Regions from separate parts of the Homo sapiens genome. Here region 2 is linked to region 1. The links are chromatin loops, found by intact Hi-C in ENCODE. Cell type or tissue: IMR-90. All regions are shown on one strand. Each heading gives the region's core, and the rest is flanking DNA. Links, peaks and the distances in the headings are about the cores only.

The links. Hi-C counts contacts between places; a loop is a spot of excess contacts. Peaks named below come from ENCODE experiments on the same cell type or tissue, not always from the same donor. Only the 100,000 strongest peaks of a DNase experiment are listed, where the experiment ranks them.
Region 2: a loop joins it to region 1, with 2.3 times the contacts of the local background. A loop is called at or near these places in 3 of 110 quality-filtered maps.

Annotation. Positions count from the first base shown.
Region 1 is chr17:12,406,108-12,422,918 of GRCh38, reverse strand. No RefSeq gene overlaps it. Among named protein-coding and RNA genes, the nearest start is that of LINC00670, 140 kb to the left of the region's middle. In IMR-90, for the core only: no CTCF peak of the experiment used is centred there; a DNase peak (open chromatin) is centred at 7,688.
Region 2 is chr17:12,275,338-12,292,148 of GRCh38, reverse strand. No RefSeq gene overlaps it. Among named protein-coding and RNA genes, the nearest start is that of MIR744, 200 kb to the right of the region's middle. In IMR-90, for the core only: no CTCF peak of the experiment used is centred there; a DNase peak (open chromatin) is centred at 9,908.

The sequences.
Region 1 (16,811 bases), core at 4,055-12,054:
GTCACACAATTCAGGGTCCGTGTGGGAGCGTGGCGGTGCTGTGACACTGAGCAGCTGAGGACTCCCGCACTTGGCAGCCTCCCCAGCATGCTGCACTGTGGCAGACGGCCAGAGACCTGCACTGCAGGGTGTGTGGATCCGTGCACACAAGTACACTCCGCACACACACGAGCAAGCGCACACACATAAGAGCAGGTGAGGCACTCTGTCATCGGTGGATGCTTCATTTCTTTTATGTAATTTCTACCCCGGCGCAACTGTGCTATGTACAGTCTTGTCCTGGGGTCTTGGTTTCTTTCATGTGGTTCTTTGTGCTAACAAGATTAAATCAGTTCCAATAGGTACTGGTTTAATGGAGATGATAAACTTTTATTGAACTTGAGCACATTAAAATGAAATGTAAGCAATAGGTGATTTTGGCATTTGCCTGGGGTCTCTTCCAATTTGAATAAAGCCAGTATGCCTTCTCTGGAAAATAACAGCTCCAAGCCCGGCTCACTTTATGTGCTTAATTAAAATCTATTTTTGTGGTACAAAAAGGAGCTAAACAATGTAACGTTCCTTCTCTTCAACTATGAAAACAAAGATAGACGAATACTTTCTGCAAAACGGAGCTCTACCTTTTGCACAAAGAGCAGGTAATGCGCTGCTTTTGTTACAGCAGCCTGTCTGCTAATCCGTGATCTGTTTTGTCTGTGAACGGGATTATCATGGTGGTTTATTGAATAAGAGCCAAAAACGACGTTAAGTAAACTGTTTACACGAAGCCACTGGGCTGAAAAATCCAAACTCAGACTCATTTCAGGTTTTAACCACAGTAAACTTTATTATAGTTTCAACCGGACAGTTAAAACCTTTCAGGGCCTGTGCAATTGCTGAATGTGTAAAACACGAGACCACGGCTCTCCGTAGAAATTGGGGAAGTGTAAATATCAAAGTCAGCCTCTGAAGGTTGCCTTTCTCTGCAGCTCTCTGTGGGGCTTTCACTGGGGCCCGGATTTCAGCCAGGCTCCACGGCCAGGCCCCTGTCACTGTCTTTGCCAGTCCTGTAAGTCAAGAGAAGGAGGTTTGGCTGTCCAGTGTGGCAGGGGGCAGGCATGGAGCCTGTCACTAATCCCTAGCCTGATTCCTCGGGGCAGACATCTTTATGTCTCTAGGGGGCTGGCAGGAATACACCTGCCCTCTTCTGACCTCCATGGTGGCCGCCAGTTCGAAAGGGTCAAAATGAGTTTTTTATTAATGTCTACTCATGCCCTTTGTGCATCTTAAATTCTACTCTGGGGCCAGAACATTTCACAAGACGTGCTTTGATCTGTTTGAAAACAGACAAAAGACCAAAAGAATAGAAACATCAACCAAGGAAGCGCAACTTTAACACATTGTTTTGTCTCCTTGTGGACTCTGCAGAGAAAGCCAAATGGAGCGTTCCCGTCTGTGTGCAGCATGTAAACAGAAGTAACTCTAAAGATCACTTCTCCGGGACGTTTTAGTTGACAGATCAGGAAACTGGCACTCAGGAAAATGTTTCTGGACTGTTAGATTTTTTTTTTTCTGAGCTCAACTTTCCCAGAATTGTCTTTTGCAGTCCCTTGGACTACAAAAAAGCTCTGTCCTTTTGACCTCATACCAGTAATCTTTTAACTCCCTTAGTCTTCATTCATTCATTCATTCATTCATCCATTCATTCATTCAAGGTCCATCTAGGTGCCAGACACCGTGTTAGATGTGGGCAATGCAAAATAAGACAGGGCATCCGACCTCAAGGGCTCCCAGGCAAGTTGAGCGACAGGTGGATAAACAGGTAATTATAAAACTGAAAAACACATGGTTAAATAAAGGAATTGAGTCTCCTGGGAAGACAGGTGCCTCTTCTCCAACTCCTTCTCAGCTCTTCCTGCTCTCCTGACATCTAGATGCTGAAGGTCCCACGGACTCAGTCTAGGCCTTCTTTTCTCCTCTGTCTACACTGTTCCCCTGGGTGATCTCCTCCAGGCCCAGAGCTTTGAATAATTCTATACTGATGACTCCGTTTTTCTGTCTCCAACTCTGACTCCTCCCTGGAGCTCTACCTTCTTATAGCCCTCTTCCTGTTTGACTAGATCCATGTGACTGATTAAAAAGACATCTCAAGCTTATATCCAAACTGTAACTCCTGATCTCCGCCTGTCCACAATGCCCACTTCCTTCCCTGGCTTTCCCCATTGGCCCAGTTGTTCTAGGAAACACCCAGGAGGTAGCTTTAACTCCCTTTCCCCCCGACCCACTCCACATCCAGTTTATCAGCCAGTTCTCTGGGTTCCACCTCCAAGTGGATCTGGAGCCACCCTCTGCCCCCGTGGCCCTTGAAAAAAAAAATCCCTCTTCAATTCCTAGCACTTCCTGCCTGCATTCCTACAATAGCAGACCTGTCCTCCACTTCCCATCTGCTTTCAGATGGAACAGCAGAAGAGTGATCTTCTTAACCCTTGGATGATATAACACCACTCCTCCACTTGAAATCCCCCAAAAGGATGAAACTTCCATTTTTGATAGCGTCGGAATAACAGGGACTAGCCTTATGCTCTAGTATGAAATAACTAAAACACTACACAAAGAGTATAAAACAATGGTATACAAAACATTCAACCGAGATTCAAAACAAAGGAAGAGTCCTTCGATTGCCCCAGCTACTGCCCCAAGAGAATTTGTTTTGTTTTTGTTTTTTTGGAGACGGAGTTTCGCTCTTGTTTCCCAGGCTGGAGTGCAATGGTGCGATCTAGACTCACCGCAACCTCCACCTCCCGGATTCAAGCGATTCTCCTGCCTCAGCCTCCCAAGTAGCTGGGATTACAGGCATGTGCCACCACACCCAGCTAATTTTGTATTTTTAGTAGAGACGGGGTTTCTCCATGTTGGTCAGGCTGGTCTCGAACTCCCGACCTCAGGTGATCCGCCCGCCTCAGCCTCCCAAAGTGCTGGGATTACAGGCTCCAGCCACCGCGCCTGGTCTGAAGAGAATTTCTAGGGAAACCAGGCAGGGCTTGGTGGCCTTGTGGAGCTGAGGAGACAATACTAGTAGTCTGGGAGGCCAAGGAAGTCAGAGTTGTGGGATTCAGGGGAGAACGCTGGAGAAGAGAGAGCTGCAAGACAGCTCCTGAGACCTACACAGGGTCCCCTCAAGTCTTGTGCTGAGTGCTGCCCAATGCATATCTGTGAGGAAACAGAGGCCAGGGAAAGAACTACTTGAAAAGATTAGAGGGAACAATTCTTTTTTTTTTTGAGGCGGAGTCTCGCTCTGTTGCTCAGGCTGGAGTGCAGTGGTGCAATCTCGGCTCACTGCAAGCTCTGCCTCCCAGGTTCATGCCATTCTCCTGCCTCAGCCTCCAGAGTAGCTGGGACTACAGGCTCCTGCCATCACGCCCTGCTAATTTTTTGTTTTTTAGTAGAGATGGGGTTTCACCGTGTTAGCCAGGATGGTCTCAATCTCGGGACCTCATGATCCGCCCACCTCGGCCTCCCAAAGTGCTGGGATTACAGGCGTGAGCCACCAGGCCCCGCCCCTAGAGGGAACAATTCTTTAGAATTCACATGAGACTGGGAATCATTCCTGTTTCCACCAGCTGGAGTGGAAGACCTAAAGATGGGCCTCAAATCAAAGACCTTAGCTTTCTTCTTAAATAAACTAGAAAAGAACATGTTAAACTCCAAATAAAAAAATGAAATAATAAAAATAGGGCAAAATCCAATTAGATATGAAACAGAAAACATAGTGGAGAAAATAAATGAGATCAAAGGGTGGTTATGTGAGAAGTTCAATAAATTTAATAAACCTCCAGCCAGACTTATCAACTTTTGGGGTGAAGGGGATGCAAACGAAAGATATTAGAAATGAGAGATCAGTAAAAATGAGACCTCACTAAAAATTATACAGAAAGTAAAAGGATGATAAATGCTTATTGTGAACCACCTTATGGCAATAAATTTGAGAACTTAGAAAAATAGGCAAATTCCCTGAAAAACATATAACTAATGTTTGCTTAAGAAGAGAAAGAGAACCTGAATAGATAATCCTGTATCTATTTTTTAAAGTTGAATTTGTAGTTTAAAACCTTCTAACAAAAAACCCTCCAGCCTCAGGCAGCTTCCCTAGTGAAGTCTCCCAAACATTAATAAGAAATAATACCAGTTAGAATAAACTTTTAAAGAATAGGGAAGAGAAGGAATGCTTCCCAACCCATTTTATGAGGCCAGCATTACTTTGACATCAAATCCAGGCAAAGATATTACAAGAATAAAAAAACCACATACATGCAAATTTTCTAAACAAAATCTTAGCAAATTCAATTCAACAATATATAAAAAGCATAATAAATCATGATCAAGTAGGGATTATTCCAGGCATGTAAGTTTAGTTTAACATTCCAAACAATCAACTAATAGTCTTAAAAAGAAAAAAAAAAAGCAAGATGATCATCTGCAAAGATAGAGAACAAGCACTTGATAAAATACAGCACCCATTCCTGATGAAAACACTCAGCAAACTAAGAATAGAAGAGAGCTTAGCCTGATAAAAGGAATCTATGAAAACCTACAAGCCACACACACTTACACAAGTACATACTTTATGATTTCATTTACATAAGATTCTGGAAAATAGAAACTAATTTACAGGGACATGAAGCAAATCAGTGGTTGCCTGGAGCTGGGGTCAGGTAGGGTTTTGAGTGGGGTTTTGAGGACCATGACAAAACTTTTGGGAATGATGGATATGCTCATTATCTTGATCATGATGATAATTTCACGGGGGTATAATTTGGTGTCATCTCATGGTGTGAGATGATTTGCATGTCTGTCCTCTCCAAATCGCAGGTTGAAATGTGATTCATAATGTTGGAGGTGAGGCCTCGTGGGAGGTGATCGGATCATGGAGGTGGAACCCTCATGAATGGCCTAGCACCATCTCCTGGGTGATGAGTGAGTTCTTACTCAGTTACTACATGTGAGATCTGGTTGTTTAAAGAGTCTGGGACCTCCTCCCTCTCTCTCTTGCTCCCGCTCTCACTGTGTGACATACTGGTTCCCTGTCCCCTTCCGCCATGATTGCAAGCTTCCTGAGGCCCCACCAGAAGCAGATGCCAGCACCATTCTTCATGTAAGGCATGCAGAACTGTGGGCCAAATAAACATGTTTTCTTTATACACTACCCAGCCTAAGGTATTTACTTACAGCAATGCAAGAATAGCCTAACACAATATGTCAAAACATATCAAATTGTGTATTTCAAATATGTTGTTTATTGCATGTCAATTATACCTCCATAAAGCCATTTTTTAAATCCTTCAAAAGTTTAACATTGCTTTTAGAATAAAACTCAAAGTGTCCTCATGGCTCTACATGACCAAGTGCCTACTAATTTTCAAGCTAATCTTCTACCACTCACAAATGGCCCAGAAAAACTGCTGATCAAATGTGCAAAGCTATTTCCTGCCCCAGGTCCTTTGCACTTGCTTCTCTCGCTGCATGGTGTGCTCATTCTCCAGCACCTTATTTAGTTGGCTCTGTCATATTTTCCAAGTCACAGTTCAAATACCAGGTCTTAGAGACCTTTTCTAATCCTTTATATGTTAAATAGATCCCTCCCAGATACTCTTGTCTGCTATTGCCTTATTTATCACTTTTACAGTACTTACACATTCTTTATCTTTTTAGTCCTTTGTTTGCTTGTTTATTCTTTATTTCCCCCAGGAGAATGTAAGCTCCTGGAGGGCAGAAATCCACTCTGTCTCATTCATGCCTCTACCCCTAGGAACCAGCACAGTGTCTGGCATAAAGTACATTCTCAACACATACTTACTTACGAATTAGGGAATGAGAGCAATGAACTGGGAAGAAATTGAAAGAGAATTCATGGAAAAAGTGACATGGAAGCCCAGCTTGGGAAGAATTGATATTAGGAAGGCATAGGGTGAATAGGTGGCCCTTGGCATTGACAGATGCAGGTTCATTCCAGCTTGAGCCTTATAATTATGCAATTCTGGATGAGATATTTTAAATCATCTGTTTCCCTATTTATAAAATAGGGCTGCAAGTAACTATTTTAGAGGGTTACTGTGAGAAACGAATGATGTATATGTAAAGATATGTGTTGCAGTGCCTGGAGTGTGGTAGCGACTCAACAAATGAGTTCTATTTTCTTTCCCAATTTCAGCCAGAAAAACATCAAGGGGAAAATCATGTTTACAAGAAAGGGCATGAAATATGTTATGCACTAAATGTTTGTGTCTTCTCTAAATTCATTTAGTTCCTAACTCCCAGTGCAATGGTATTTGGAGGTGGGGCTTTGGGAAGTGGTTCCATCATGTGGGTCAAACCCTCATGAATGGAGCTAACGTCCTTGTAAAAGAGGACTGAGGGCTGAATGCGGTGGCTCATGCCTGTAATCCCAGCCCTTTGGGAGGTTGAGGTGGGTGGATCACCTGAGGTCAGGAGTTTGAGACCAGCTTAGCCAACATGGCAAAACCCCGTCTCTATTAAAAATACAGAAAAATTAGCCAGGTGTGTTGGTGGGTACCTGTAATCCCAGCTACTTGGGAAGCTGAGGCAAGAGAATTGCTTGGATCTGGGAGGTGGAGGTTTCAGTGAGCCGAGATCATGCCATTGCACTCCAGCCTGGGCAGCAGAGTGAGACTCTATCTCCAAAAAAAAAAAAAGGAGGACTTAGGGAGCTCATTGTCCCCTTCCACCATGTGAGGACACAGTGAGAAGACAGTGGGTCATCTGTGAACAAGGAAGCAGGTCCTCACCAGACACCAAATCACCTGCAGCCTCAATCCTGGACTCCTCAGCCTTCAGAACCGTGGGAAAGAAATGTTTGCTGTTTAAGTTACCCAGTCTATGATACTTTTGTTATAGCAGCTAGAATAGGCTAAGACAACATATTTGGAGGATCATGAGAAAGTTGAAAAATTTAGGATTATAGCTGAGAGAAATGGAAGTCAAAACTGGAAATGCCCCCAAAGCACCAAGCCATTCTGGACTTCAATCTGTGGATCACAGGAAACCATGAAGAATGGGGTGAGGTAGGGAAGAATTAGGCTGGGGTGATCTCAATTATAAGAGTAACTCTAGTAGCTGTGTGACTAAGAAAGTAAAAGGAGGTGAAGCCTGAGGGAGATTGGAAGCAGAGAGAAGAGTCAGAATGATTTCAGTTGTCTAGATTTTAGAGTGATGAAGGGGAGAGCTATAAATTCTGACTAACATCCTAGAACCTCCCCGCCACATGTCTTCTACCTTAGCCATCACCACCTACCTCTCTTAGCATTTCCCAAATAACTCTCAGCATCAAAGCTGAAACTGTGAATTAGGACAGAAAGCTTTTTACCACTGGTAGAAGACAAAATCAAAATAGCAGACCAGGAAAACATTTGAATGGCCAGGAACTTTTGATGTAATTTTTCATACCCAGAGGTTACTGATGACAGCCATGGAGAACTTCCATTCTCTGATTAAGGAGTAAGAGAAAAGAGTGAAATGTTTAAAATCCCCAAGACTACCAAGACACAAAACAAGAGAGTTGGCAGCAGAGACCCAAGGAGTCAAGCCTAGTAAAGAACAAGTGGATAAACTGGTTAATAAAGGACTTAGCATCGGAACATAGAAACCATGGGGTTGAAGGTTGTGAGTCAGGCTTTCCTAGCAACCCTGTTAAACAGGGACATTCCATAACAATGGACTCAACAGAGCGCTGACTAGTAGACCTGGAGGTGGGGTTTCACTATTCAGGAGCAGAGATAGAGAAGCCCTCTTGACAAATAAATACAAATAAGACTTTGCTGGAATTTACTCCCAATAGAACTACTGGGGAGACTGAAATTTTTAAGTTTGAGTTCACGAGACTTGCCCATCAGGGGCTGTGTACGTCTTTCAAGGTGGCATTAGTATTTCTGACCAGCCACCACCAGGAGATCGTTGAACTTACTTGTGCAAGAGCATCAAAAGTGCAGTTTGATAAGAACACCAATGGCCTGGAGGCTGATTTAGTAGGTCTGGAATAGAGCCTGACATCTGAATTTTAAATAAGTCCCTCAGGTTATATTTGATGTACTGCCAGGTTTGAGGACCGCTGATATAGATCATGGCTTTGTCCAAACAGAGAGATTTTACACAGGCATAGAAAACCAAGTGTTAGAGAGTCTAGCCTGATTTTTCTTTACATTTGTAAGGAGAAACATCATACTTAATGCCTGTCTTGCATATATAACTTTAAATATTTGTAGTGACATCGTTTAAATGAAGATCATTAAAAACCTAGGTATACTAAAATCATTGAAGAATTCTTCTTACTTTTCCTTAACTCTTAAAAAATGTGTTATGTGATGCTAGAGTGGAAGTTTTGATTGTGGAACTTGGAGGAGATAGAAAAGATACCCAGGAATGTTCCAGGGGGAGCATTTCCAAAGCTCTTCTCCAAAGAAATGGAAAAATATTTCCTGAGAAAGAAATGTCTTTCTGTTGAAGTTCATTGCCCACCAAGAGGGCACCTGTGGGTGGCGCTTCCTTCTAAACACAAGCCTAGTGAGAGAGGGCGAAATGGTTAACTTTTCGCAGCATGCTTTTCAATTCCAACCACCTCCTCTCCAGAAACCTCAAACTCAGGGCCAACATTCCCCTCTCCTAACCATCCCAGGGCCAGGTCCCAGACATCTGGGGATGGCCCCTACGCCCCAGAGTCCACTGAAATTATTCAAACCACGAAATCCTAAACCTGCTCACCCTACCTAGCCCATTTCCCGACGGAAACCACAAGAAAGGCAGGCTCCTGCCCATATGCCCCCCTGTCCCTCTGCCTCCTGACCAGCCTCAAACCTCCTGACCGGGTTTAAGATGTACTTCCTGTAGGTAGGCAGCACCACGGCCCAGAATCACACAGGGAAAGGCAAAGCGGCGAGTGGCAGCAGTGGCGAGGTCAACATCTAGAAGTGACTGGGCTTCTCCCCAAAGGAAAGGGATCACCTATAGGTCTTAAATAAGAATGCTGTCCTAGAAAAAAATCATGGCACTTGCAGCAACTTGGAGGGAATTGGAGACAATTATTCTAAGTGAAGTACTCTGGAATGGAAAACCAAACATCGTATGTTCTCACTCACAAGTAGGAGCTAAGCTATGGGGATGCAAAGGCATAAGAATGATACAGTGGACTTTGGGTACTTGAGGGCAAGAGTGGGAGGCGGGTGAGGGATAAAAGATTACACTTTGGGTAAAGTGTACCCTGCTCAGGTGATGGGTACACCAAAATCTCAGAAATCACCACTAAAGACCGGGCGCGGTGGCTCATGCCTGTAATCCCAGCACTTTGGGAGGTTGAGGAAGGCGGATTGTCTGAGTTCAGGAGTTCAAGACCAGCCTGGGCAACACAGTGAAACTCCGTCTCTACTAAAATACAAAAAAATTAGCTGGGTGTGGTGGCATGAAGCTGTAGTCCCAGCTACTCAGGAGGCTGAGGCAGGAGAATTGCTTGAACCCAGGAAGCGGAGGTTGCAGTGAGCTGAGATTGCGCCACTGCACTCCAGCCTGGGTGACAGAGCGAGACTCCATTTCCAAAAAAAAAAAAAAAAATTCAAAAAATTAGCTGGGCATGGTGGCGGGCACTTGTAATCCTAGCTACTCAGGAGGCTGAGGCAGGAGAATCGCTTGAACCTGGGAGGCGGAGTTTGCAGTGAGCCGAGATCGTGCCATTACACTCCAGCCCAGGCAACAATGCGAGACTTCATCTCAAAAAAAAAAAAAAAATCAACACTAAAGAACTTATTCATGTAACAACAACAACAACAAAGAATGCTGTCCTAGAGCTATTTTAAATCCTGCACTAGAAGACTGCCTGAAAGAGTTCCACAGAGTAAATGTTGTGCAGAGAGGACAACCAGAAATCCAGGGGCTGAGGGTGTCCCCCAGAGGGACAGCCAAAAGAGACGTCCAGGGTTTGAAGTTAGCAAGGCCCCACAGCAGCAGCATCTCTGCAGAGCCACAGATGCCCTCTTTGGAGCAAGAGCCAGCTTTTGTCCTTCTCAGGACGAGAGCAAAGCCATCTTGTGACAATATCAGTCAAGCGAGAAATCACAGTACTTCTCTCTTCCTCTCTTCCTGTGTTCCAGCCCTGGAAGGAACGAATGCTAAAGTTAGCAGGATGCTGGTAGAGATCAACCAGAAAGAAAGAAAAAGTTGACTACAACCTTCCTCCCAGGCAGCAGGTGGTCGAGTCGACTGAAGCCATTCTTAGAAAAGAGGGTGGGGGGAGGCGGGAAAGACAATGCTAAGTCAGGTTTGGAGTTTTGGTGACTACATGGAATTGGCCATTCTAATAACTGAATTCAGATTAGCATGAGAATCACAGTGCACAACCCTGGGTCTTGCCATTTTCATCCAAAGGCAAGCACAACTTTAAAGGGACGGTGAGAGTTAAAATAAAGATGCTTTCCGATTTCTTCTTACAGGAGTGCATGTTCAATGCATGTGTTATGAGAGTTTGTTCTAAACTTTGTCTTCCCTAAACTCTTTCTCCCTATTCCCTTTAAGGAAAACAAACACAAAACCTTTTTTTTTTTTTTTTTTTTTTTTTTGAGATGGCGTCTTGCTGTGTCGCCCAAGCTGGAGTGCAGTGGCACGATCTTGGCTCACTGCAACCTCCACCTGCTGGGTTCAAGCTATTCTCCTGCCTCAGCCTCCCAAGTAGCCGGGCAGGTGCGCATCACCATGCCCAGCTAATTTCTTGTACTTTTAGTAGAGACGGGGTTTCACCATGCTGGCCAGGCTGGTCTCTAACTCCTGACCTTGTGATCCGCTCACCTCAACCTCCCAAAGTACTGGGATTACAGGCGTGAGCCGCCATGCCCGGTCCTGCCTTTTTTTTTTTTTTTTTTTAACTTACCATCCTCTTCATCTCACAGTGAGAAATCCCTTAGTTTGTAGGGATGACTCTGATTCTAGAGCTGCAATAAGTAAATCAGAAACAAAAACAGAAAAATGCAAAAAATGAAATAAGTCAAAGAGAGAGTGGTTCCAAAGGCAAGGAAGCTGATACTTTCCAAAAATAAGAGTAGATATATTTTAAGTACCTGGGATCTGTTTCAGTTAGGTATGGTAAGACATGCAGACATGGAAAGGAAGACAATTTTATACTCACAGATCCCTAGAAACAAGAGCACTACACTCGACGTAAGACCACAAGGAGAAGTACCAGGGCTGGTCAGGAGGCAGAGGGACAGGGGGGCATGTGGGCAGGAGCCTTCCTTCCTTGTGGTTTCCATCGGGAAATGGGCGAGGTAAGGTGAGCAGGTTTAGGATTTGGTGGTTTGAATAACTTCAGTGAACTCTGGGGCGTAGGGGCCATCCCCAGATGTCTGGGACCTGGCCCGGGGATGGTTAGGAGAGGGGAATATTGGCCCTGAGTCTGAGGTTTCTGGAGAGGAGGTGGTTGGAATTGAAAGGCATGCTGCAGGGAAAATTATATTCTATCTCTAGGGATTGGCAAGTCCTGGAAGGAAGCATCATCCAGGCTCAGCAAGCCACAGATATCAAAGCACCAAAAACCAGAAAATAGACATGGTGAATACAATGGACAACAACATGTAATAATATCAAATGCTGCAAAGAGGACCAAGGAATAAAAAATAGGTATTGTATTTGCCAGGCAAGTAGCTGACGTGAGCCCTTTTAGGAAGTAATTCGGGCAGGGTGGTCAGGGCAGAGAGGATTAAGAAGTGGGTGAATAGTGTCTAAGATGAAACCACCGCCTTGTAAAGATATCTGCGTCCCATGTTCCTTACAGCATTATTACAATAGCCAAGATATGAAAACAATCTAAGATTCCATTGACAGGTGAATGGATCAAGAAAATGTGGTATATATAGATATATATGCAATGGAACATTTTTCAGCCTTTAAAGAAGAGACCCTGCCATTTGCCACAACATGGATGGACCTAGAGAACATTATGCTAAGTGAAATAAGCCAGACACAGAAAGAAAGATATTGCATGATCTCACTTGTACATGGAATCTTTCAAAGAAAAAAAAGAGGTCAGCCGGGCGCTGCGGCTCATGCTTGTAATCTTAGCGCTTTGGGAGGCCTAGGAGGGCGGATCACCTGAGCTCAGGAGTTCAAGACCAGCCTGAGCAACACGGTGAAACCCTGTTTCTACTAAAACACAAAAAAAAATTACCTGGGCCTGGCAGCGTGTGCCTGTAGTCCCAGCTACTCGGGAGGCTGAGGCAGGTGAATTGCTTGAATCCGGAAGGCAGAGATTGCAGTGAGCCAAGATCACAGCACTGCACTCTAGCCTGGGCAACACAGAGAGACTCCAACTCCAAAAAAAAAAAAAAAAAAAAACAGGGGCGGGGAGGAGAGGGAGAAAATGGGGAGATGAGGGTCAAAGGACAAAAGTAGTAGATACGTAGCATGAACTAGCCTAGATATGTAATGTACATCAAGAGGACTACGGTTAATAACACCGTATTGTTGTTAGGGCTTTTTGTAAAATAAATAGATTCTACTTGCTCTTACTACAAAAATAAAAGTAATTAAGTGAGATGTTAGATATGTTAATTTGCTTCACTCTAGTAACCATTTTACAATCTCTATATATCCCATAACATCATGTTGTAAACCTCAAATATACACAGTAATTTTTCTTTTTCTTTTTTTTTTTTTGAGACAAGAGTTTCACTCTTGTTGCCCAGGCTGGAGTGCAATGGCGCGATCTTGGCTCACCACTACCTCCGCCTCCCAGGTTCAAGCAATTCTCCTGCCTCAGCCTCCTGAGTAGCTGGGATTACAGGCATGTGCCACCACACCCAGCTAATTTTGTATTTTTAATAGAGACGGGGTTTCTCCATGTTGGTCAGGCTGGTTTTGAACTCCCAACCTCAGGTGATCTGCTGGTCTCGGCCTTCCAAAGTGCTGGGATTACAGGCGTAAGCCACCGCGCCCGGCCACACAGTAAATTTTTTTTTTTTTTTTTTGAGTCTTTGTCACCCAGGCTGGAGTGCAGTGGCGCGATCTTGGCTCACTGCAACCTCCACCTCCCGTGTTCGAGCAATCCTCTGCCTCACCCTCCCAAGTAGCTAGGATTACAGGCACCCGCCAACACACCCGGCTAATTTTTTTGTATTTTTGGTAGAGATGGGGGTTTCACCATCTTGGCCAGGCCGGTCTTGAACTCCTGACCTCGTGATCCACCCGCCTTGGCCTCCCAAAGTGCGGGATTTTAGGCGTGAGCCACCGCGCCCGGCCAGTAAAATTTATTTAAGAAACAAACTGTCTGATAATGTAGCATCCTCTGCAGATGTATGAAAACAAAAGACAAACAGCAGCACTACAGTATGATAGTAGGATAAGAGAAAAGTTATTTTGCTTTGTTAGATTTGTTTTTGTTTTAGTAGACAAGAGATATGACTATGCTTGCAGGCAGAAAAGAAGAAACTAAGAAAGATAGAGTTATAAGAGGTTGGACTGAAATTCTCAGAGACTTCGACCAGTTTTGATTTCTAACAATGTACAAGTACACGTAAGGCCTTGTGCTTATCCAACCTCACTTTGCATTCAAGTGTGTGAGTCAAGATTGGAATCAGCTGCCCCATGCACAGTGCAATGACACTACACAGAGCACAGCAGGCTTCCTTGAGGGCTTTTTATCAGGGGACTGTCCTCATTGGAAGTGTCTGGTTTTCTGCAAGCTTGGGTACAGAAGACAAAATAGACAAGAGAAAAGACCTAGATTTTCTTCTGATGTGAGACGGATACATCATTGTGTTTCTCCCTTATTTCCATATGGATAATATGTTTCTGCAGGTCAGGCTCTCTGTAAACACATACAGCGTAAAAGTCGATCAAAATTTGCTTAGAGCAACCATAACGAGTTGGCCAAACCATACTGGTTTAATTAAGAGAGCCCTCTTCAAAAACAGCTACTCCAGGTCAGGTGTGGTGGCTCACACCTGTAATCTCAGCACTTTGGGAGGCCGAGGCCAGTGGATCACCTGAGGTCAAGAGCTTGAGACCAGCCTGGCCAACATGGTGAAACCCCATCTCTAATAAAAATACAAAAATTAGCTGGGAGTAGTGGCTCGCGCCTGTAGTCCCAGCTACTCGGGAGGCTGAGGCAGAAGAATGGCTTGAACCTGGGATGGGGAGGTTGCAGTGAGCCAAGATCGCACCACTGTACTCTAGCCTGGGCACAGAGCAAGATTGTCTCAAAAAATTAAGCCCTAAAATAAAGAAACAAACAAAAAACAGATTTTTTTGTTTGTTTCCAAAAAAACAAACAGCTACTCCAACAGATTCACTTCTTAGAGAACAGACGCTAATGAATCTCCTAAAGCCAAATTGCATTTGATATGTATGCCCTCACCAGGTAGTTCTGCTGCATGATACTTTCTTTAAAAATAGAAAATCACCTCTCAATAGATGCATTAATTCAGCTGGTATAGGTGAGAATCACATCTTATCTGTTCAATCAGCCATCCCATAAGGATTCATTATCTCCACTCCATCGAGAAATCATACTAAGCCTGAGGAACGAGACAATAAAAAAGTTCCTTTTGAATACGCTTCTAGAATATACCAAGTTATTGCGTTTAAATCTCTGTGAGCATGATCATGAATGCCATTATGTCCATTTGATAGAGGCAAAAACTGTGATTCAGAGCATTTATGTCATGCACAAGAAGGCACAGTGCTGGAACAGAGCAGAGAGTGAGGGAAAACTTGGGATTCACAGGCTCATTGATGGCAACAGACCAGGAGACCAAACCTAAGATACTCTTCCTCATAGGTTTCCCAAGAGAAGGATGTATGCGCAAAGCACTGGCAGATGGGCTGTAAGCTTAATTCCTGATGCTGAGTTCTCTGCTCTACCCTGCTGGAGCATGATACTGAGGCTAGTTTACATGGAGTGAAAGAGGAGAATAGAGCCAGAGAGAGCCCAGACAGCCAGGGAAGAGCATATATTTGTTATATTTGCCATGAATAACCAGTACTAGCTTGGCCTAATTTCCAATGAGCTCCTGGCCACATCCATGTGGGCATGTAGGGGATAAGAATGCAAAGAGAAGGGTACCCCTCCCACACCTTCAGGTGCTAAGCTTACTGCTCCAGCTGCATAGGAGGAAGGAAGGAACAGGGTAATGCACACACACACGCACACATATGTAAACACACACATAAACACACATGCACATGTGTACACATGCACGTGTGTATGCACACAAACGTGCATGCATGCACATGAGCACACACACACACATAGACACATGCACATACACACACACACACGTACACACACTCACCTGTAAACTTGGACCTTTTAACACATGGCTTACCTGTCAACCTAGCCCCTAGTATCTGTCATCTGAAATATATTAAGATTTTGTTCTCTTGGGAAGTGTTAGGTGGAGAATAAAAGGGCTGTTTCCCTCCTCAGCAATGTTAAAACCAGGACAGCAAGACAGGCCCTCTGAATCAGATCCTGGACTTTTTATACCAGGAAGACAAAAAGAAGTATAATGCAGGGCCCCTGTCCTCAATAACTTAACAATTAGGAGAGGAAACAATGCAATCAAAAACAGAACATAGCAGAAGGAGCCCAAGTCAGTAACACAGACAAGCAGTTTGGAAGAAGAGGAGCTCACTTTGAATTTGGCTAATTGAGAAGGCCAGCGGGAAGAGACAAGGTTTATACTCATGTCTGTCTCGGACCAACCAGCACAGTTTCCATCCACCCAATGCAGGGCCCATCTTCTGAAAAATGGAAGTGACTATTGTGGCCCATTTCCCACCCTGAATTCTGCGTTGCTGGAACTCTAGGAGAGAACACCCCTTTCTCAGGAAGCCGGAATATTCACAGCAGTAAGACTCTAAGTTGGAAGGAACTTTCCCTCCTGGAAAAAAATAACCATGACAGAGTTTGGCACAGAATTGGGGCCAAAGCGCTAAACATTCAGAGCCCTAATCATTTGCAGGCATTTTAGGAACCGTCCTGTGTGCTGGAGGATCCTCAGGAAGTAAACAGGGAGAGGATCTTTCTCCTCACAGGGGCCTCTTCACCCTGTTCTCATTTGCCCTGACTAATCATCTTGGTAGGTGTTGGGTCAGAGTCAACAAGGAATCTGACTAAGGTCATTTACTTGCTTTGTTTACACTGCTAATTTTATCACTGCTTGAAAGGCTAATGGTGTTATTTCTACTTTAACTGTGATAAATGTCCAGCTACAGCAGGGCTGGGGCAAGTTACAGACCAATACAGCAAATCCAAAGCTTTTTGGTGCAAAAAAATTAATATTTTCCAATTCCCCATTTTTTCCAGAATCCTTTACTTGATGATGATAAGCAGTCCTTCTAGCCTAGTGCTTCTCATATTATAGCTTCTGGATAATTGATATCAGAATCCCTAAGAGAAATGGAGTGTAAGTCCCAAGAATCTGCCTGTGAACACTTATGTCTGGTTGTTCTTGTGCTTGTTGAAGTTTGAGAGCTTGGGATATACTATCTCCAAGGATGATGCTGAGAGCTGCTGGAGAAATGAAGGTTCGAAGTAATGACTTAAAGGCCAGTTGTCAAGTACATTTCAAAGCCTTCTGTTCCTGCCTTAGACTTCCAAGGACATTTGCGCTTTTAATAAACTGTGTGATTGAACTGGCAGTGTTCATCAAGTCTTAATGTATATGCAAGTCGTCTGGGAATCTTGTTCAAATAGAGATGGGAATCTTGTTCAAATGGAGATTCTTTTTTGTTGTTGTTGTTGTTGAGACAGAGTCTCGCTCTGTCGCCCAGGCTGGAGT
Region 2 (16,811 bases), core at 5,829-13,828, 130 kb after region 1:
ACCTGTCCGGGGGCAGACAGCAAGTATTTTAACCTGTGTAGGCCAAGGGGCCACATGCCATCTCTGTCTCAGCCACTCAATTCTGCAACTGCAATGCAAGCGCACCCATGGACAATAGGTAAACAAATGTGTGGATTGGGCCTACGGGTTGTAGTTTGTGGACCCCTGGACTATAGAAAGGATAAATTTCGAGGTGATTGGCCTGGCATGGAAGATTCCCCACTCTAAGGCTCTAATCAGCTGTCATAGTCTTATAAATCATTATTCCTTTTAACAGAGAACCATCAAGACCCTGTTAAATTGCAGGCACTTTGCTAAGAAGTGGGCCTACATGGTGAAAAAGCCAAGGTCCCTCCACTCAGGGGGCCTGCCATTTCCTGCTGAATCAATAATTACATACACCAACTGTTCATTGGTTTCAGTGGTAACGAATCTGTAAAGAAGACATACGATGGGCTATATCTTCTTATAACAAGCCCAAAAGACAACCTTCGCTTTCATTTATTTATTCAAGTCTTACCCTTTCTTCACATCTTAGTGTGTGAAGTCCAATTTCCTACCCAAATCTTCCTCAGGTAATTCAGGCCTCATTCATTGGTCAACAAATCTTTTTCAGGCACCTATGCTGAACACTGGGGATAGCAGTAAACAAAAAAGATACATTCCTGCGGGGTTTACGTTCTAGTCCTCAAGCATGTCCTCTCCTTTGATGCGCACATGTGTTCTTCCTGTATATACCACTCGTGGGCATCTAGCAGGATCCAACACGTATTTGATGCCAAGGCCCTCCCTGCCTCCCTTTCCAAATAAGCTGTAGAGGATGTTCTATTTCATGTTGTATCTATCTATCCCTCAGAGCCTGATAGAGGGGTGAAGAAAAGTATCAGGGGAGAGGAAGCAGGAACTTGGAACCTTCCAAAGCAATAATCCTCGGTTCACAGTAAATAAATAAACAGACACAAAAATTGGTTTAATAAATATAAATGGGCAGTGTCTTCCTCCATTTAGGCTACTATAATGAAATACCTGAGACTGGGTGACTTGTACACAATAGACATTTATTTTTTCACAATTCTGGAGGCTGGGAAGTCCAAGATCAAGGCGCTGGCAGGTTTGGTGTCTGGGGAGGGCTGTGCTCTGCTTTCAAGATGGTGCCTTGTTACTGCGTCCTCACTTGGCAAAAGGCCGAAGCTACAGTAATTCCTTCCTGCCCTTTAATACGGCACTGATCCATCCATATTAATGGCTCTGCCCTCATGACTTAATCACTTCCCAAACGGACCCAACTCTTCATGCCACCACAATGGGTATTAAGTTTTAACACAAGAATTTTGACGGCCATTCATTCCATAGCAGAGAGTAGGTGACATTTAAAAGCAGATAAAGGGAGGTACATTTATCTAACCTGGGGGCTGGCAACCTTTTTCTGTAAAGGGTCAGATAGTAAATAGTCATAAGGCTTTGAGGGTCACTTATGTCTCTGCCACAATATTTTTATTTTTTTTAATGGACATTTAAAGATGTAAAAAACATTTGTAGACCAGCAACACCAGGGCAAGGAGCCAGTGGTTTGCCAGCCCCTGTTCTAGATAGACTGAGCAATATAATGGAAAGCTGTCAGTTATTAGCTTAATCTGGGAAGGCTCTGGGGAGGAGGTGGTGGTATTTTGGGATCTTGAGTGCGAGCTGAGACTTGGCTGGACCATGAGGTAGCAGGAGAGCAGGATGACCTCATGGAAAGGAGCCGGGCTGAGTGTCAGCAGACCTGAGTTGGAGTCCTGGCTCTACTGCTATCTGTGTGATTTCGGCCAAGTCGCCCCCGTGCCTCCAGTAACTTCTGTGAGTTATTGCCATGAAAAATGAGCAGAAAAAGCAACTTATTGCGAGAATAAGATGAGATCATATCAAGGCATTTTGGAAACTGACAAGCATCCCAGCAAGACCTTGATAAAATTAGTAAAAGCCAAAAATGTAAGCTAAACTTGAAGATTCCAAATTCGAAATGTCACATTATTTAGCTAGCAAGAGAGGAGGCGAAATGTGAGAGTCAAATATGATTCTTTATTGTACAGCTTTGGCCAAAACAGCTATTTTATAAGCTCCAAACCTTCAGAAGATAATAAAGTTGTGAGCAATAAAGACAGCTGGGGATCCCTGCAGAGGTTGCACAGAGACCATCAGTATGATATCCCAAGTGTGAAGAGCAGCTCCAAACCCACAAATGGTCTCCCGCACAAGCCCTTGTCTTTGCAGCCCAAGTGAATGATGCCTCCCTAGTTTCGAGCTCTGCCACAATCAGCAGGGCACCCCAATGCAAGGATGCTCTTGGAGGTGTGGCCTGGGAGAGGCAACCTGCTGATCCTTGGACAGGGAAAAAATAAAAGGCAGGAAAATAGAGCCAGGAGAAAGAACAACTTGTGGTTTAACTGACTCCTAGCTGGCAGGGCCTGTTATGGCCCCTCTCCTCCTCCCAGTAAAACAATGTTAAAGACAAAGAAAATCCCAAAGCTGAAGATTTCTTGGAAAGTTAACATTGGGAACGTTGGAACCATCCATTAATAGATTTTGAAAGGACTATCTACTGAGATGGCTGGTAGAGTGGGTAAGAAAGACAGTTGATGGGCTGGGCGCGGTGGCTCACACCTGTAATCCCAGCACTTTGGGAGGCCGAGGTGGGTGGATCATGAGGTCAAGAGATTGAGACCATCCTGGCCAACGTGGTGAAATCCCATCTCTACTAAAAATGTAAAAACATTTAGCTGGGCATGGGTGGTGCGCACCTGTAGTCCCAGCTACTAGTGAGGCTGAGGCAGGAGAATCGCTTGAACCCAGGAGGCGGAAGTTGCAGTGAGCTGAGATTGCGCCACTACATTCCAGCCTCGCAACAGAGCGAGACTCCATCACAAAAAAAAAAAAAAGACAGCTGATGGTCTGCCCACTCACGTTCACCGCATGAACAGAGGCTGCCATCAGTCCAAGCAACAGTAGGAAAGCCCTTCTGACTTCCCTTCTCTCGGCAGCCCTACTCAGAACTATGTGCTGAATTGCATTCCCTGAAAAAAGATAAGTGGAAGTCGTAACCCCTAGAACCTCAGATTGTGAACTTATTTGGAGATCGGGCCTTAAAAGAAGTCACCACGTTAAAATGAGGCCATTACGGTGGGCCCTAATTCAATGACTGTTGTCCTTATAAAAGGGTAAATTTGGACACTGAGACAGATGTGCACAGAGGGAAGATGATGTGAAGGGATGCAGGAAGAAGGGAGAAGCATGTGAATATGAAGCAATACATCTACAACCAAGAAACACCGAAGATCTCCATCAGAACAACCAGATGCTAGGAAAAAGGCCTGGAACAGATTCTCCCTCACAGCCCACTGATAGGACCAGCTCTGCCAACATCTTTATCTCATCTCGGACTTCTGGCCTCCAGAACTGTGAGACGATGAATTTCTGTTGTTTTAAGTCACCCCGTGTGTGGTACTTTGCTATGGCAGCTCCAAAAAAACAATTCACTTGGGTCCTTAAGGTTACTACCAATGGCAGCTCTTTCTTCACTGTGCAGGGAATGCTTTAGAGGCGGCCAGAATACTCCTTTGCCAACTCCACTCATAGGCAGCAAAAGGACTGTTGAGAACACACCAACCCAGACCAATTGGGTTGCTCATAATTTCCAGTTTATTTTGTGAATACCCAGCAAATTCCAATAATTAGAAATCTAGGAAGGACCTAGGCGTGCTGCACCCCAACCAGTTTCATTTCCTGATATCTATTACAATGAAAGCACATCTCAAATCAAATTCTAGCACACATAAAAATATGGGCTAATGGGGAGAAACAAAAACAGACCACAACTTGAAGTCTCAGCTCTCTGTGCTTTAGGCAATTTAACAAGTGCTTAACATGAAATTTTCACTCAAGGTAAATACTACGATGCAAGAGGCTGAATTCTGTTAAACATCCAGTCTGATCAGGTGATGTAATCTTCCATTAGGCGAGAGGCTCAGATCTGAACCAACTCCTAGTCCAAGGAGCCACCACAGACCTGACTAAAGCAATACATATCTGAAAAATAAAACCATCAAAGGAACTGAGGAAATTACTAAAGTATTACTCCTAAAGAGATGTACACCCAGACAGTTTTATTATCAAGTCAGTTCAAACTTTCAAGGAACAGATAATCCCCATGCAATATAAACTGTTCCTGAATAGTAAAAAAATAAAATAAAATTTAAAGTCTCTCCTACAAGGAAGTATAATCTTAATACCAAAATCTCACAAAGATAGTACCCACACACACAAAAAAAAACCTATAGAAAAAGCCAATTAGGAACACAAATGTTTAAGTGCTAAATAAAATATACGACAACTGAACAAAATTGTATACTAAAAGACCATCCATCATAATAACTAGATTTATCCGAGGAATGCTGACGTATTTTAATATTGGGAAATCTATTAACAAAATACAGATAGGCATGCAAAAATCTCAGTAGACACTAAAAAGGCATTTGTTAAAATGCTACACATATTCAGAATAAGAACTCAGAGAAAACTGCAAACAAAAAATGATCTTCTCAACATGGCAAAGATGATTTGTCTTAAACAAATAAGTCATATCTTAAGAGTCAAACACTGGCCACTTTCCTAATAAAATCAGGGAAAATACTATTACATTATTTAACACTTTTATGAAAATCTGGCCAATTAAATGAGATATAGAAGAGAAGTTGGTTTATAATCATTGCAAAGGAAAAGCAAATTACTAATTGATTTGAAATATGATTATATACCTGGAAAATCTAGTAAATAACTATATAATTATGAGACCTTAATAATGTGTCCAGATAATATAAGTAAAAATACAAATCTATAGATTTCCCATATAGCAGCTACGAGTTCTTAAATAACATGACGAAAAAGATTATATTCACAATAACAAAAAGTATTTTGGAAATGCCAAATAGGAAGTATATAGATTCCATATAAAGAAAACTATCAGATATGACTGAGGCCTGTAAAAATAGTGGCTAGCAGCATTTCATAGACTCTTCCAACTTTCCATAAGCATTAGGCGAACAGGGGCCATGCTGGTTTCCATTCTGATTAGATCTGCAATGCCTAAAACAGGACCCAGTACACAATGCATGTCCATACTAGTCAGCTCTCTCTGAGTTTTGGCTGACACACTGGATTGTTTTCATTCAGGGACCAGGATGAGAGAGTGGCCCCTATTTGGACATGCTTTTCCTAGAGCAGAGAAAAGGACAGTGACAGACTGTGCAATGATGCTGTAAGCAAGACACTTCGATGTGGCATACATCTCTTCTGATCACAGTCTATTGGCCAAAGCAAGTCACATGGCAGAACCAGATTTCTTTGAGGTGAGAACAAATAATCCTCTCACTGGGAGGGGCACACAAAATTTAAAATGTTTTCCAATAAATACATAGTCAGTGTGCAATGAAAACAGATGGAAGAAGTCTTCCATAAATACATATTGAGGAGTATATAAAGGAAGACACAAAGATACAGAAAAATAGGAACTCACCTACCAATGATAACCAAGGTTGAATTAATGTTAGAATAGGGCCAAAATTTCCCCTACAACACCAATCAAACCAGGCTAGGTAAAATACAGACACCTTTTGCTTCCTGATGTGCCTGTCCTTTCAACATTTTAGAGAACACAACTAATGAAACGTAGGGAGATGCTTCATCAATTCCACCAATGAAGTAGAGACAGCAAAAAACTTGGCAACACATGAAGAAACTGACGAAACTATAGTTGCAGTGGGAGTCATTCATATAACATCTTCAGGCTTTTCCAGTTCAAATAGACCAAACACACATACACATGTATGCAGGAAGAGAAAAAGATATAGAGAATTTGAATAACACATTAATATGTTTGATTTAATAGATGTATATAAAACTTCAGATATACTCAGGAAACACGTATTCTTTTCAAGTGCCGTGGAACATTAACAAAATATGTTCATATATTAAGCCACAAAGAAAATCTTACTATTTTCCAAAAAGTAGAAACAATGCAGACTGCATTCTCACATTCTCTAACCACAATGTAATAAACCCAGAAATTCATAACAGAAGAATTTTTTAAAAACACTAGAAATGTCAAATGCTCTTAAATAACTCTTGAGACAAAGAAGAAATAAAAACTACAAGTACAGCTTATTTAAAAAATTATGACAAAGAAGAACAGAACATGTAAAATATAGGGGCTGTGGCCAAAGATATACTGAGGAAAATTAATAGCACTGAGATTTTATTATTAAACAAGACAGACAGAAACTATGAGAATGAAGTATCCAATTCAATAAGCTAAAATAGAACAAAAAATAAATCTAAAAAATGCAGGTAGAGGGAATAGACGAAGATAAAATTATTTTTTAAATGTATTTAGTAAAACTAAAAAGCATTTAAATTGATTTTTAAAACTTGGTTTTTTAATAAAAATTATATAATAGAACAAGTTCTGGACAAGGTTAATTGCACACATAGGGAATGGCTAAAGACCCCTTATTAAATAAGCATATATTACTTTTATATCAGAAAAAAAGTGAAGTTACTTTTTAAAAAGCCAGTGCAAAAATACAAATATGAAGCATTAGGAATATGAACAATGTAACCACAATCATAAAAAAGAGATTACACTGAATTCATAAAAAAATTATTAGTAACTATAGGCTACTAGATTTGAAAAGTATATGTTCTCAAAAATATTAATTCTTAAAAATTTCCCTATAAGAAGAAAAAAACTTGAATAAATCAAAAATGACAGAAAGAATGATGGGGTGTTTTTTTTTTGTTGTTTTGTTTTTTTTTTGTTTTTTTTTTGTTTTGTTTTGTGTGTGTGTGTGTGTGTGTGTGTGTGTGTGTGTGTGTGGAATTTTAACAACTATTCCCCAAATGGCACCAGAGGCAAATTGTTTTACAGATTAAATTTTTCAAACTTTTAAGGAACATGTATTCTGTACATGTTAAAGTTTGCCAACATATTATAAAACAAAACGTGGAAAACCTCAAAATTTATTTAGTGGACCTGGCATAACATGATACAAACCCTGAAGAGATGAGATCTGTGAACACACCACAAAGTGCTACCCGGCTATCAGAAACAGCAACACAATGGCTCTCAGACACATAGGATGTAGTCTAAAAAGTGACAACAGAGTGAGATCTACAACAGAAAAAAAATAACAATATAGGCCACACGATAATACACATTCAAAATGATACAGTCAAATAAACAAATGCATATTTAAAATGTTAAAATAGTTGCTTATGGGAGCTGGAAAGAAAGAGAATGGAGATGGGGTAGAGGAATAAATGAGAATAAATAAACAAACATAAATATTATAAGCAGATAAATAATATGCTTCAAAATAGGTCAGTGCAAGAGACTAGAAAGCCGAGAAACACCCAGATTGGTATGACGAGTTAGTACCACATTGTCTTCATTTTAATATTTCTGAAATCAGGATGTGACTCAAGAATTTTGGCCGGCACAGTGGCTCACACCTGTAATCCCTGCACTTTGGGAGGCCGAGGCAGGTGGATTACCCGAGGTCAGGAGTTCAACACCAGCCTGGCCAACATGATGAAATCCCCTCTCTACTAAAAATACAAAAATTAGCTGGGCATGGTGGCAGACACCTGTAATCCCAGCTACTCAGGAGGCTGAGGCAGGAGAATTGCTTGAACCCGGGAGTTGGAGGTTGCAGTGAGCCGAGATCATGCCATTGCACTCCAGCCTGGGCGACAGAGGGAGACTCCATCTCAAAAAAAAAAAAAAAAAAAAAAGAATTTCAACTTGCTGTGGTTTCTAAGTCAGGGATGAATCTCACAGTCATTTGCATCTGAGAATCAAGGAAATAATCCTACGACATTCCAAATCAACTGAGAGAGAACGGTTAAGTGAATAAATGGTTCTAGGACAATAAGTTAAACTTTTAGGAAAAAAAATGTTTAAGGTTAAATTACTTCCTGACACTATATGGCAAAATAGATGTCATATGGTCTAAGAAAATAAATTTGAAAAAAAAAAAAAAGACAGAACACATGTCCTCATTATCATAAAACTACATTGTCCACCTGTGACCATATCATAGATATTTGGCACTTTTTGGCCACCTAGAAATGGAATACCTTTTCCAATGTTAGGAAATGTTGCCATTATATGACATAGGATGCAGGCTCTTCCACGGCACACACCAGAAAGTACCTAGTAATACTGAAATTGTGAAACAGAGTATTGCTATGCTCATAAAATTGACTATTGTACACCACTACAAGTCAGGTTTTAGAAAAATAGCTAAAAGTATAAGAAACTATTTTAAGCTATAATGTTCGGCTAAAAAACAAAATGTAATCAAGTTTTAAAATATATACTCACACATGCATACACACATAGGCACATACATAATTACATTAAAAATGACTGGCCGGGTGCGATGGCTCATGCCTGTAATCCCAGCACTTTGGGAGGCTGAGGCAGGTGGATCACCTGAGGTCAGGAGTTCAAGACCAGCCTGACCAACATGGTGAAAGCCCATCTCTACTAAAAATACAAAAATTAGCCATACATGGTGGCAGTCACCTGTAATCCCAGCTACTCGAGAGACTGAGTAGGAGGCAGGAGAATTGCTTGAACCCGGCAGGCGGAGGTCGCAGTGAGCCGAGATTGCGCCATTGCACTCCAGCCTGGGTGACAAGAGCGAAACTCCGTCTCAAAGAAAAAAATCACAAAAGTATTAACAGTAGTCACTATTGAGTGGCAGGATTTGGGATAAATTTTTACTGTCTTCTATATAATTTGCTAAATGTTAGCTGAACTTCCTCATCATCTGCCCATACGTAAATGGGTTAGAGAAGTAATTGTCTCAACTGGCCAGCAACTTACGGCCGAGCCTGTGTGCAAGATGTACTCAAATAGAGAAAAAGAGTCGTTAGCTGAATAAATCAGATTCTCTCTCTGAATCGTTTGAACTGAAAAATGTCAGACAAATGATATGTGGAAAGAGAGGCCATGAGGTAGAACAGGGCTGTGTGTGAGTCACAGCAAACCAAAAATACAAGAAATGAGAAGTTATGATGTGAGAAGAAGCTACCAGGTAGAGAAAATGGAGATTGGTTAGTAGTGGTGGGAGGAGAAGTAAGAGACAGAAAGGAAAGCAACCTAGGCCGAATAAGTGAGTTACATTAATAGGGGGAGCTTTAGAGAAAAAATCTATGAATTTCATCTGCTTCAGGCCCTGCAAAGGGCCCAAAATGCACTGGATCTCATACGAGTCCTAGAGACCCAATAAACCCATGGTTATTGGTCTTAGACTAGGCTTATGAAACATCTTTTTCTCTTTCTGATCTTTACAACTAAAAAAAAACACCAAAAAATAAAACAGTTTATAACCTATGAAAAATGTATGTTTTGTAAAAAAATATTAAAAATCTGTAAATCCACTAAAAAAACCCCAGGAAACTCTCCAATGTCAATGTTAACATTAGTTATCTCTAAGTAGTGAAATTGTAAGTGATTTGTTCATTTTTTCTTCTTTATACTTTTGGCATTTTTCAAGTTTTCCACAATGAAATTATAGTACTTTTATAATCATTTATAAAACAAATAAATGCTATTTTAAATGGTATGTGTGTGAATATGTTCCATTGACCTCAGTCTGATAAAAACCCTTCATAAATTTCACTAGTTTCCTTGCTGAACAAAGACCAAGACCTTTGCTGATATGCATCTATTTCCCACATTTTGTACAACTAAATTAAATAACCAAGTGTAGCCGTTCTGGGCTAAAGTGTGTATCCAAGGTCAATAGATTTCCCCTGCAGTGACTGAGTGGATCCAACATACTTAGACTGGTCACCCATTGACTCATCAAGTAAGCATTAGTGTTCTGGAACAGGAAATATGTATCCATTTGAGCAGTGAAGGCATTTGTTTACAGAGCAATCAGCTGGATCCCAGTATCCCTTAAATAATACTGCAGAAAACAGGACTTCACAATGGAGTACTCCACCCTTTCCCATGTGACACCTCTTTGGATGTCAGACTTTAAGAACCCCATTCCATCAGTATCCTTTTGCAGAAACCCTATCTTCCAAAGGGGAGAAGCAACCCAAAGCAAACAGATAATCTGAAAGAGAAAGAAACTCAAAGAGGGCAGAGCAGGTGGAAGGAAGTGCTCAATGTCTCTCCACCCACCAAAAACTGCCTCCACCACTTTGCCCACCATTCCACCCCTGGTCCCAGTGGAATGACCTCAACTCTTATCAAAGTTTCTTCTTATTGGCATGAAATGGACATGGTGGAAACACGAAGAGATTCTAACACTAAACTGTGTGAAACCTTGAGCAAGACATTGAATCTTTTTGAGTTTCACCTGTAAAATGAAGAGGTTAAATTAGACATGAGGTGATCTAGAATTGTTCTGCCAGCCCAAGGATCTAGGCATAAGAAACTGTAATAAAAAGCAAGACTGCCTACCAGGAAGGACACAAATGTCATGATGCTTCCCAGGCCTGCTGTCTCTGGGAAAATATATATATATATATATATATATATATATATATTTTTTTTTTTTTTTTTTTGAGACGGAGTCTTGCTCTGTCGCCCAGGCTGGAGTGCAATGGCACAATCTCGGCTCACTGCAAGCTCCGCCTCCCGGGTTCACCCCATTCTCCTGCCTCAGCCTCCCGAGTAGCTGGGACTACAGGCGCCCGCCACCACGCCTGGCTAATTTTTTTAAATTTTTATATAAAGTAGAGACGGGGTTTCACCACGTTAGCCAGGATGGTCTCGATCTCCTGACCTCGTGATCCGCCCGCCTCGGCCTCCCGAAGTGCTGGGATTACAGGCATGAGCCACCACGCCTGGCCGTCTCTGGGAATATTTTAAGAGACTGGGATGGCACTCCTGTAAACACAGACACCCTTCCTTTACCACTCAGCGAAGGAGCTCCTTGCACACTTACACTGTCCTTTGCCTACAGATCAGCTGTTGGAAATACATTGCCAAGAGTTGGGAGTTTGGGACATTCAGACCACCCTCCAAACTCTGAGTTTTGATTTTACGAAAATTTTTGATATGTGTTTTCGAGACACATCTAGCAAAATAACTCTCCAGTTCTAAAAAGTCCTGAACTTTAAAACGCTTCTCAAGTACCAACTCATGCTCCAAAGATAAATTTGAAAGGAGTGGAGTCGAAGTGAATCATAAACATGTGGATTAAATTTCCCACAAGTAACCAACCTTTTGAAAACTGGGAGAAATATGCTTGGGGGAAAAAAAAAGACTTAATTCTACAAAACTCAAAATCATCTCTAAAAGAATTGAGACATTTGCCAAGTGCTTCACTAAAGAGGGATGCACTTCAACTTAATCTCCTTTGATCTGATCTGCAGAGTCAGGGTAATCCAAATGGCTGGCTATTCGCTATATTTTGCAGAACCTTGTGAATGCCTCCCATCATGACACTGCACAGCCTCAGTGTCCCCAGATGACGCATGAGTACAGAGCTGTGAGCCCACCCTGGTGTGCAGTGTGTCAGTCTGTACATCATCCAAGCGTCCCACTCACCTGGGGGCAATTCTCAGCCTCATAACGATCAGCTCAGCTCTAGATTTCTAAATTCAAGATTCTTAGTGATGACATGAGAGATGAAATAGCACCTTCAGGTTTTTAGATTCTGGGAAATGCTTGTCATACCAATGCATTCAGGAGCAGAGCATGCACCCTCACTAGGGTTCCAGTCATCAGAAAATCCTGGCTTTCAATGCAACTAGTTTCATTGCAACTTCCCTCTCTACCTATGCTTATTCCCTGCAGACATTGTTTTCTCCCACAAACTCCTACTAATCTTTATTTTTCTCTATTAGCAAATGACTCATAAGGATTTTTCATTGTCTGTCTCGGTATTCTCATCAACCACTCGCTGCTTAGCCCCCTGAAATCTAGCTCCTGCTCAATATGCCTTGGCCATTCTTTTTCACCTGTAATCTTGTCCCAATCCATTTCTCCCACCTTATTTATTATTCTTTTCTTACTTTGGTCTACCCTCTGACCAAACTGAACTTCCTAGCGTTTCCTTTCCATGCCAGAGGATTTCTCAATACAGCAGATTTACTTGTAACTCCCATCTGCAGAGGGCAAAAATCCCAAGATTCACCCAATTGCCCTTAAATGCGAAGTACATCATAGTAATTATCAGGTTGCCTAAATGCCCATCAGCATTAGACTGGATAAAGCAAATGTAGTACATATACATTGTGGAATAACATGCAGCTGTAAAAAAGAACAAGAGCATGTCATTTGGAGCAATATGGATGGAGCTGGAGACCATTACCCCTGGCAAACTAATGCAGAAACAGAAAACCAAAAACCGCATGTTCTCACTTATTATAAGTGGGAGCTAAATAATGAGAACACATGGACACATGGACACAAAGAGGGAAACAACAGACACTGTGGCCTACTACTGGGGCCTACTTGAGGGTAGCGGTTGGGAGGAGGGAAAGGATTTTTTAAGAAGCCTATTGGGTACTATGCTTAGTACCTGGATGATGAGATAATCTGTACACTAAACCCTTGTGACACCAGTTTACCTACATAATAAACTTGCACATGCACCCCAAACCTAAAATAAAAGTTAAAAGAAAAAAATGGGAAATAAAAAATAACAATAATTACCAGGTTGCTTCTCCTGCTACCCTGCCCCCTCAAAATGTGCTAATTTCTACCTAAATACAAAATGCATTTTGTATTTTTCCTTCATTTACAGCTTTTTTTTTTTTTTTTTTTTGAGACAGAGTGTCACCGTGTCACCCAGGCTGGAGTGCAGTGGTGCGATCTCAGCTCACTGCAACCTCCACCTCCCAGGTTTAAGCAATTCTCGTGCCTCAGCCCCCCAAGTAGCTGGGACTACAGGTGCCCGCCACCACGCCCGGCTAATTTTTTGTATTTTTAGTAGAGACGGGGTTTCACCATGTTAGCTAGGATGATCTCAATCTCCTGACCTCGTGGTCCGCCCATCTCGACCTCCCAAAGTGCTGGGATTACACGTGTGAGCCACCGCACCCAGCCCATTTACAGCTCTTATCACATCACATATTACAATTACATATTACAATTATTCTTACACCTGTAAGTAACAATCACTGATGACAAGGACATTGACCCATGTATTTTTGTATCCCACAAAGGGTCAAGCATCATGTTTTGGTGTTTACTGAAAGAAGAGGGTCCTTTTCTCAGGTCATCAGCCTCCTCAACTATAAAATCGGCAGGTTTAGCACAATGTGCTTCAGAGGAACTTATAGCCCAAAATTTCTTATGGATAAGATCCTGGAATACCAAGTGGGAATACAAACTTGAAATGGTGTCACCAGGTAGAAAGGCAAGCATTGAGATTTGAGGTCCACCAATAAATATTTAATAAAGGTTCTCTCTGCCCTTTAATGGTGGGCTCAGTAAGGCAGGTCTCCTTGCCCATAAGAGTATGAGGAGCCTGAAATTAATAGTGCTGTTTTGTTGAATGAATCATGCACCCCAACTGGACAGGGGGAGATAAGGTGAGAAGGATTCCATTTCGTACAAGAGCAACTCCTCTAAATATCCTCAAATCGATTTCCTAAGAATGAACCTATAAAAGTTGTTTTTCAAGCCTTCCAGATAGACCCAGTCTATTTTATAAACACTTTCTCAGATTTATGTCTGGCCTATAAAAACCAGGCTGGGTCTTTGGTTGAGGGCAGGGAGAATCACATTTGGCTCCAATATCCTGGAGCTACACTAGAATGTTATTTGCTAAGCCAACGCTGGGGGCCTTCTTCTTAGGTGAAACTTCCTTATAAGGAGTCCTTATTTTAGACTTCAATAACTATTCTCACTTTGGAGAGTCTCCAAGATGGACTGTCCATATACCTAGCTCTATAGCCAAGAGAGATACAGTGAGGTCCTCGTTTATTTAGACAAAGCTTTGATAACCAGAATCAACTATTCTTTCTCAGCCTGAGCTTATAGTGCAGCCAAAAGTCTGCAAGGAACAAATGTACTTGTAAAACACAGAGTTTGTGAGCACTCGGAAAAACTGTCACCTGTAAAACTACACAGGCATGTCCTGCCTGAGTCATCTGAGATATAGAAATGAATTTTAATCAAAGAAGGTGGCCACAGTAGGTGTAAGGACTCCTACTGGGGCCACAGAGAGCACATTCAGGTCTTGAGGGAAAATAAACCTCTTCCTGCAGGTCTTGTGGAGGCCAAGCCCAACGGACATTTCAGAAGTGACATGGGAAATATGATTGATAGAATGACAAATGTAACTTAATTCAACGCTCTTCATTTAAATTTTTTTTCTGATATCCTGCCCTGCTCTGTTGTTCATCTTAGTCGGCTTTAATCAGGAACTGTGAACTTTGGAGAAAAATTATTTTTTGAAGTAGCTCAGCAGAAAGAAGAACTTGAACCCCATAGTCAAGGGAAAATAAGGACCAAACTGAAGCTTTGCCTTCAGATCTAGATGGGACACTGAGCTCAAGTCACAAACTTTTCTTCCTGCCCCATTCCTAGAATTGGCAGGAGAACATTTAAATACAATAGTGCATAATTATACTAAACAATAAAAAGAGGTGTTCTCAGTAGACCAGAAATTAGTAGAAAATACAGAAAGAGAAACCGCAAGGGTGACTAAATGGTGAGTAGAGCAGCCTCCCTCTGACTTCATCCCCTTCCCCAGCAACCTTCTTGAGTTTTAGGAAAGATCTCTCTCTCTAAGACCCCCTCATCATCTTATTCAAGTTTGAAGACCACAGTTTCAACTGATTACTTATCAGTTCTCTAAAAGACCACCAGGAACAACCATGTCACACCCCTCCTCCCTGTGGATCACAGTCCCTTTCAGGTGTCCAACTGTGCTAAAATGATCCATTATCACTGGAACTCTATTCCCTATATTTTGTACTCTCTCCAGACTGATCCAATTCATCACCATCTCCTTGCCCTCTAACCCCCGTCAGTGTGATCTCTGGAATTCCTGATTATGACCAGCACACTTCCCTATATCCTCAATCTCTTCTCTGAAAGGCCTTGCCTCTTTCCTACCCAGTGGAAACCCAGGTGTCTGCTGAGACTTCTGCAACTCTCTCATGTTGGTGTATTCCTCCCACGCCCAAATGCCAGGACCAAGAAACAGAGTAGGAGTCTTCCTTTCTCCCAGCTGCCTCTTGCAAACCACATTTCCTGCTTCAGAAATTCAGTCTATGTTTGGAAAGACAGCAATTCTCTTCCTCAATCTTTGTCATAGCATGAGTATTTATTTGTTCCATCTCTCTACGTAAAACAGGAAGGATTTGCACAAAAGTGTTAATAGAAAACATTGGCACAGAATGAGATGTATGGTGAGTTTTATGTCTTCTTTGAATATTGTTCTGTTTTAATAAAAATGCACCACTGGCCGGGCGTGATGGCTCACACCTATAATCCCAGCACTTTGGGAGGCTGAGGCAGGCGGATCACTTGAGGTCAGGAGTTTGAGACTAGTCTGACCAATATGGTGAAACTCCATCTCTACTAAAAATAGAAAAAATTAGCCAGGCCTGGTGGTGCATGCCTGTAGTCCCGGCTACTTGGGAGGCTGAGGCAGGAGAATCGCTTAAGCCTGGGTGGCAGAGGTTGCAGTGAGCCAAGATTCTGCCACTGCACTCCAGCCTGGGTGACAGAACAAGACTCCATTTCAAAAAATAATTAATTAATTAATTAAACATATATGCACTACTTTTGTTTACCTTCCTTATTATTTCTTTTTTTATTTAATTTCTTCTTATTACAATGTCTTATTTGTTTAGGTTTTCTCTTTTACTAACTTTTTGAGTCAAATGTTTAATTCATTGATTTTTCAACTTTTTGTTTTTTCTAGCATATAAATCTCTATCTCACATATATTGCTGTGATTGTTGTGTGATTCTAAGTATTTCAGACCTCCTGACATGATTCCTTTTTTAACTACTTCTTGGAAATGTACCTATTAAAAGAATAGGGGTTTTTTATTGATTACTTTTAAAAAATGGTTTCCTATTTTAATGTATGGTAGTCAAAGAATATATTCAGTACAATATCAATTATGTGGTCTTTGTAGTCAGTAAACATAACTGTTCTGTATGCTTGAAAAAAACAATGGAAAGGTTGTTCATGGATATATAAGAACAGACATCAAGTCTTCCTTTGTCTTCTTGATGTAGTAGTTTCTGATACAGATATATTGACATCGATAATTGTGAATGTGTTAATTTTCTTTAGAGTTCTGTTCATTTTCCAATATATGTATGTGTGTGTGTGTGTGTTTTTTTTTTTTTTTTTTTTTTTGAGACAGAGTTTCACTCTGCCGTCCAGACTGGAGTGCGGTGGTGCAATCTCAGCTGCCTGCAACCTGTGCCTCCCAGGTTCCAGCAATTCTCCTGCATCAGCCTCCTGAGTAGCTGGGATTACAGGCACGCACCACCATGCCCAGCTAATTTTTGCATTTTTAGTAGAGACAGGGTTTCACCTTGTTGGCCAGGCTGGTCTTGAAGTCCTGACCTCAAGTGATCCACCTTCCTTGGCCTCCAAAAGTGCTGGGATTACAGGCATGAGCCACCGTGCCCAGCCCATTTTCCCTTATATTTTAAGTCTATATCATTAGACTAGAATTTCTGTAGCTTTCTCATGAATGCTTTTACTAATTACTAGTAATGCTTTTTTATCCACACCAATGCATTTTGTCTTAAAATCAATTTCATCTAAT